Linked DNA regions of Homo sapiens: region 1 is linked to region 2. The links are chromatin contacts, found by Hi-C or POLR2A ChIA-PET in ENCODE. All regions are on one chromosome and are shown on one strand. The core of a region is the stretch at or near the end of the contact, and the rest is flanking DNA. Distances in the headings are between cores, read along the strand shown.

The links. A loop is a pair of places that touch in the nucleus more often than their neighbours do. ChIA-PET counts read pairs that join two places held with the same protein, here RNA polymerase II (POLR2A). Pooled maps may share reads with other maps.
Region 1: a pooled map shows a loop between it and region 2 (2.2-fold over the local background). The contact joins two enhancer-like sites. A Hi-C loop is called at or near these places in 1 of 50 pooled maps. POLR2A ChIA-PET finds 5 or more read pairs at or near these places in 3 of 52 experiments (A549, A673 and activated naive CD4-positive, alpha-beta T cell).

The regions. Positions count from the first base shown.
Region 1 is chr2:10,381,092-10,384,083 of GRCh38, reverse strand. The region is part of intron 1 of HPCAL1 (hippocalcin like 1); the gene reads right to left. Among named protein-coding and RNA genes, the nearest start is that of SNORA80B, 64 kb to the left of the region's middle. RefSeq lists enhancers at 482-1,135, 1,136-1,791. Within about 2 kb of position 1,368, at least 14 of the 41 ENCODE cell types and tissues checked have a DNase peak (open chromatin) inside an H3K27ac peak, as active enhancers do.
Region 2 is chr2:9,982,969-9,986,435 of GRCh38, reverse strand. It overlaps GRHL1 (grainyhead like transcription factor 1), which reads right to left. Exons shown (of 16, transcript NM_198182.3): 9 at 154-312. Among named protein-coding and RNA genes, the nearest start is that of GRHL1, 33 kb to the right of the region's middle. Within about 2 kb of position 1,460, at least 8 of the 41 ENCODE cell types and tissues checked have a DNase peak (open chromatin) inside an H3K27ac peak, as active enhancers do.

The sequences.
Region 1 (2,992 bases), core at 119-2,618, 400 kb before region 2:
CATGGAGCCAGCTTACCAATCCAGAGCCACCAGCAAAAGGTGTGTGTGTGTGTGGGTGTGTGTGTGTACGCGATGTATATGCATGTGTAATTATATGTACACACATATAATTTAGTGACTTCAACCTGAGTGATTTTCCCGGGTACATTTGGCAATGTCTGGAGATATTTTTGGTTATTACAACTGGGGAGTTGAGGGGACATGCCTACCAGCATCTTATGGGTAGGGCCAAGGATACTGCTCAATACCCCACAATGCACAGGACAGCCCCCCCTTCCCCGCACACACCAAAGAATTATGCTTCTCCAAATGGCAACAGTGCTGAGGTGAGGAGACTCGACAAATATATTCCCCTACTGGTCACCTCTTAGATTTACCTTTTTTTTCTTTTCTTTTCTTTTTTTTTTGAGAAAGGGTCTCACTCAGGGCTGGGTGGCTCACACTTGTAATCCCAGCACTTTGGCAGGCTGAAGTGGGCAGATCACTTGAGGCCAGGAGTTTGAGACCAGCCTGGCCAACATAGTGAAACCCAGTCTCTACTAAAAATACAAAAATTAGCTGGGTGTGGTGGCAGGTGCCTGTAATCGCAGCTACTTGGCAGGCTGAGGCAAAAGAATTGCTTAAACTTGGGAGGTGGAGGTTGCAGTGAGCCGAGATCGTGCCACTGCACTCCAGCCTGGGCAACAGAGCAAGATGCGGTCTGAAAAAAAAGGGGGGTGGGTCTCACTCTGTCACCCAGGCTGGAGCACAGTGGCGCGATCTTGGCTCACTGCAGCCTCAACCTCTTGGGCTCAAGTGATCCTCCTACCTCAGCCTCCTGAGTAGCTGGGACCACAGGCACATGACACCACGCCAGGCTAGTTTTGTTTACTTTTGTAGAGAGGAGGTCTTACTATGTTGCCCAGGCTGGTCAGGACTCCTGGGCTCAAGCAGTCCTCCTGCCTCAGCTTCCCAAAGTGCTGGGATGACAGGCATGAGCCGCCGCGCCCAGCCAGATTCACCTTTTGACTAGTTGCAGACTCTAATGGTAAGGGGTTGCAGATTAAACCACGCCTCATTCCCAGAGGAGGAGTCAAAGGTGCTGCAGGGTGTCCCGCACACCACTGCCCTGGAGAGTGGTGCACAAGCGAGCCGCCACTCCCCTCCTGTTCTTAAACAGGAAGGAGCTCGAGGAAACGCAGCTTCAAGTGCTCAGGAAAAGGGCTGAGTGCCCTGTGGTGTGGCTGGGCAGAAACAGGAAGGTGTGCAGCCTTCACGGCTGGTTTGCTGTGGAGAGCACACTCCCACACTCAGCAGCTGCAGCCGGGCACAGGAGGTCTTCACTGGGTCCCACACGGGAGCAGGGAGGGGGTGGTGCATGCGGCTTCTCATCCAGAACCTCATAGAGCTGTTTGGTTCCTGCCTCTACTCTAGCTGACTTGCTTGGGATGCGTGGCCCTCCACGCAGTGCTTTGCATGTGGTCATTTCCCTTTTTTTTTTTTTTTTTTTTAATTAATGAACTTTATTTTTTAGAGCTGTTTAGTTCACAGCAAAATCGCGTGGAAAGCACAGAGTTCTCTACATACCTCCTGCCCTCCCTACTACCAGGGTGGCTGTTTGTTACAACGGATGAACCCGCCTTGTCTCTTCACACGTCATTATCACCCAAGTCCGTAGGTTACATTAGGACTCACTGCTGGTGCTGTATATTCTATGGGTTTTGACAACTGTGCAATGACATGGCTCCCCCACTACAGTATCACACAGAGCAGTTTCACTGCCTTAAAAATGCCCTGTGCTCTGCCTGCTCATCCCTCCCTCCCTCCTAACCCGTAGGAACCACTGATCTGTTTATTATCTCCATCGCTTTGCCTTTCCTAGGATATCATAGAGTTGCAATCCTCCATAGGCATAGCCTTTTCAGATTGGCTTCTCTCACCTACTCATATGCAGATGAGTTCCCCCATGTCTTTTCATGGCTTGCTAGCTCATTTCTTCTTAGTGCTGTGGAATAATATTCCATTGTCTGGATGCACCACAGCTAATTTATCCATTCACCTGCTGAAGGACACCTTCGCTGCCTCCAAGTTCCAGCTGTTATGAATAATCGTGAATAAAGTCGCTATGAACACCCATGTGCAGGTTTTTGTGTGGACATAAGTTTTTTTAACTCCTCTGGGTAAATATCAAGGAGCATGATTGTTGGATCACAGGGTAAAAGTGTGTTTAGCTTTCTAAGGATTTGTCAAACTGTCTTCCAAGGTGGCTGTACTGTTTTGCGTTCCCACCAGCAGTGAGTGAGGCTTCCTGTGGCTTCACATCCTCCCTCGCATTTGGTGCTGAGTGTCCTGGATTTGGGCCATTCTCATCGGTGTTTGCTTTGATTTACAATTCCCTGACAGCCATTTGTTTTTAAGCCACATTACTTTAAGATCACACAGGACCAATCTTTACTGTGAACCAAAGTCTCAAAATTGCCATCAGGGATCCCAAATGACATGATGCTCTGGCGGCGCAGAGCACCTGGGCAGGAGGTGATATAAAGGGAGGATACCCCAAGTTGCCCAGAAGACAGGCTGACAAACATTGTCCCTGTAGTCCTGCCTGATGTGACAACGCCCTGTCTACACTGGAACACGAACATCTCCACGCAGTGCGCATTACAGTCCAGAAGGAGCGTCGCATCCACTTTGTCACTTAATGCCTGGAAACCCAGACCTGAGGTGGGAGGAAACTTGCTGGAGCCACACAGCGGGAAGGGAGAGTCAAGGTCCCTGTGCAGAGCTTTGGCTGGGGCTCAGCAGAGCCACGTCTCTGTTGTTCAAAGCACAACGTAACATCCTTGTGGAATCTTTAAGGAGCTTAGATGCCTCCTTGCTTAGACTAAGGGCCTATCTGGTATTTCACAGATACATGCATCTCCTGGGTGGTGCCCACCTCAGGGGCACCTGCACACCTCAGACCGGGCCATCAGGCATCCTGGGGCCCCACTCTGCTCACCAGCCCCCATGA
Region 2 (3,467 bases), core at 211-2,710:
AACAATAAATAAATAAATAAATAAAAATAATTTTAAAAGTTATTCTATATTAGCAGCTATATTCTCATTTTGACATTAAATATTAAAGAGACCCTGGTCTTTTTCCATGAGTGTGTCTCAAACACTTGTTCCAAGCATCCCTGCCGATCTTACCTTGTCACAGAAGACCTTGATCTGGCAGTAGGCCCGGTGCACAGGCTTGTTGCTGCGGTTGTTGTAACTATAGGTATCAACTTGAATGTTAAGAGGCAACCCCTTCACTCCCTTCTGGGAAGAGAAATCTGTGCTTAAGCAGTTCACAGAGATGAAAACCTGCCAAGGGAAGAGAAGGTTCCATAAGCAACAGGCACCAAGTCAAACCTAGCACAGCTCATGAAAATATTAACATCACTGAAATTACTCAAGTCTATTTTAAATGAGAAGCTCAGCTTCTCATTTTTTAAAAAAGGGTTTTTAAAAAGAGGTGATCAGGGGTTTATTTTAAAACTGCTTTTGGTCATAGAAATAGCAGACCTTAAAGAGGAGGAAGAGTCGGCAGCTCTGAACCTCTGCTTATGTTCCCTTCCAGAATCCCTATTTAATATCAGCTAGGACAGGGGAAGAGGCTGGTTAGCTTTCCTGATGTCATTTTCCAAAGTTACCAATAGCATAGCTCCCTCTGCAGCTGTTCTGTAACTTAGTAAAAACTTCCTAGGAATCCACCTATATTTGCGTTGACACCACCTCTTAGGATAACCTGTAGTACTCTGTGTCCTCATATTTTAGAACTTATGACATCAGTGTTCCTCTAATCCACAATTTTTATAAGATTCCAATAAAGTTCTCTCTCAATCTTTGCCCATGCAGACTAAACAGTCCTCATTTCTTTCCAGTTTGTTCTTATTAACCTTTTGGTTATCAAATCACATTGGGCCCAGTGTTCAAGGGATGATTTGTAATTTACAATTATTTCCATACTCCTTTCTAGGTATGGAAATATCAGTGCAAGGGTCTTTTATTTAAACATAACTGGATTCTTTACATGCCCAGATTAAACCTAAGACAAAAGTGGTAACGTTTGTTAATAGGCTGAGAACTTAACGATCACTAAACACCCAGGAATGTGTTCCTCATTCAAGAAGTTCCACACAGATGTGGTCAAAACTCCCTAGAATAACCCGGGAAGATGTTATGCTGGTGGGTCTATTTCCATGAGAGAAACGAAGAATCCAATTCCTTAAGCAACAGTTCTACTATTCAATCATGAAATTACTTCAGAGAAACTGTCTAAACCAGACTTTGAGCTTCTCAACCCACAGTTTCAAAAGTCTGCTTTCCTATCAGTGCCCAAGCCACCACTTCCCACAGGAGCAATTTTTTTTTTTTTTTTTGAGACAGTCTGGCTCTGTCACCCAGGCTGGAGTGTGGTGGTGTGATCTCAGCTCACTGCAACCTTTGCCTTCTGGATTCAAGCCATGCTCCCACCTCAGCCTTCCAACTAGCTGGGATCACAGGTGTGCGCCACCACGCCCAGGTAATTTTTGTATTTTTTTTTTTTTTAGAGACAGGGTTCCACTATGTTGCCCAGGCTGGTCTCCAACTCCTGAGCTCAAGCAATCCTACCATCTTGGCCTCCCAAAGTGCTGGGATTACAGGCAGGAGCTACCACACTCAGCCCACAAGAACAATATTTAAAGATGACTTCCAAGTGCAGTAGGTTAGCACCGGCTACACTCACTCCAGCTGCTAGCATGTGCCTGAGCAATGCACTAAGCCGGCGAGAACCCATCCAGGGGGATCCCCCACCTTCGAAATGGAAGGCAGGAGATGTCACACCCTTCTCTCCTGGGCTCCAAATCAGTTATCTCCCGCACATTTTCTCAAAAGTTAAAATAAGCTGAGTCACATTATGAATATGACATTGGAAGCTGCTACTTAAGAGGAACCCAGTGTACAGCAAATAAACATGTGCCATTTCCCCACTATTTTTATCACTGTGGATTTTAAAAATGTTTTTGAGCTCCCTTTCAACTAGTTTTAGAATTTACTGCGGATGCATGTGCACCACATAGTGGACATTATTGGAATTACAGTTTTTAAAACTAAGACTGGCCCATTTCAGACCCTTCAACCCCGTGAGCTGACAGGGGAAGATTCCTTCTAGCCCCTGGGTCAACAGCCAAGAATGGGTCCACCACAAGCAGCACTGGGTGTCACTGGCTGAACTAGGGCAGATGGGGAAAAATTTAAGTTATAATGGGGTTGGGGGGCAGCTATAGTAACTTTTTTTTTTTGAGATGAAGTTTTGCTCTTGTTGCCCAGGCTGGAGTGCAATGGCGCAATCTCGGCTCACAGCAACCCTGCAACCTCCGCCTCCCGGGTTCAAGCGATTCTCCTGCCCCAGCCTCCTGGGTAGCCAGGATTACAGGCTTGCACCACCACACCTGGCTAATTTTGTATTTTTAGTAGAGACAGGGTTTCACTATATTGGCCAGGCTGGTCTCGAACTCCTGACCTCATGATCCGCCCACCTCGGCCTCCCAAAGTGCTCAGATTACAGGTGTGAGTCACCACTCCCGGCCACATTTTTTTTTTTAAACACTTCAAGTACAATCTCTAAATCCACAAATCAGAGGTAAGGAGAGTCTGTGGAATGCATTCAGGTTTAAAAAAAAAAAAAGTCCATGCAAACAACTAAGCAAAGTAACCAAACCACCATATATTTTTCAATTTACAACCAATGGAAAATCCGAATTTTTTCTGTCATTCTAGGCCACGTGGCTCAATTCCTAGTTCAAAAACAGCTGCCTGGGAAAGTTCGACTTCATCCTCACGATTCCAGGAAGTGATATTCCCTTTACAAGAAGATTTCACAGTAATCCAACCCGAAACCTAACCTCCCCTTGCTTCCCAGTTTCAAGTTTCTATTCAAAAAAGAAATGAGCAGGGGCCAAATCCCAGGATCGGGGCAAACATGGAGCTTTGGCACAGCTTTGCCCATGCTGGTGTGCATTCATGATGATTTGCAGTCTCTTACTGATATACATTTCTCTCTTATTCTAAAAAATCAATTCTTCCCAAACTTGGCAGTTTTCTAAATGTATTAAAGAAAGTTGACAATGGTCCTAATTCAGCATTAAAAAAAAAATGCTACCTTGCCTAGATAAATACACAAACATCCCAGGAGAAGGTGACAAAGCTGTGAAACGTAAGCACTGCAGGCCAGGAACATGAGAGACAAGAACAGTGGGCCGAAGATGCCAAAGAGAAGATGGGGCCGGTGCTCACGATGCCCCTGCTCTTAGGAAAGGATCCCAGGTAAGAACACAGATGATCAAGGGGATATGCTGGTGTGGAGGGGACATACGTGCCGGGTTTAACCCTCAACCAAAGTCTACAAGGGGAGCCACATGCACAGCCGCTTAGGTCTGAACATCAAAGCATTTGAGCTGGCCCCTAACTAAGCACTGCGACCCAGTGCAAGGGTC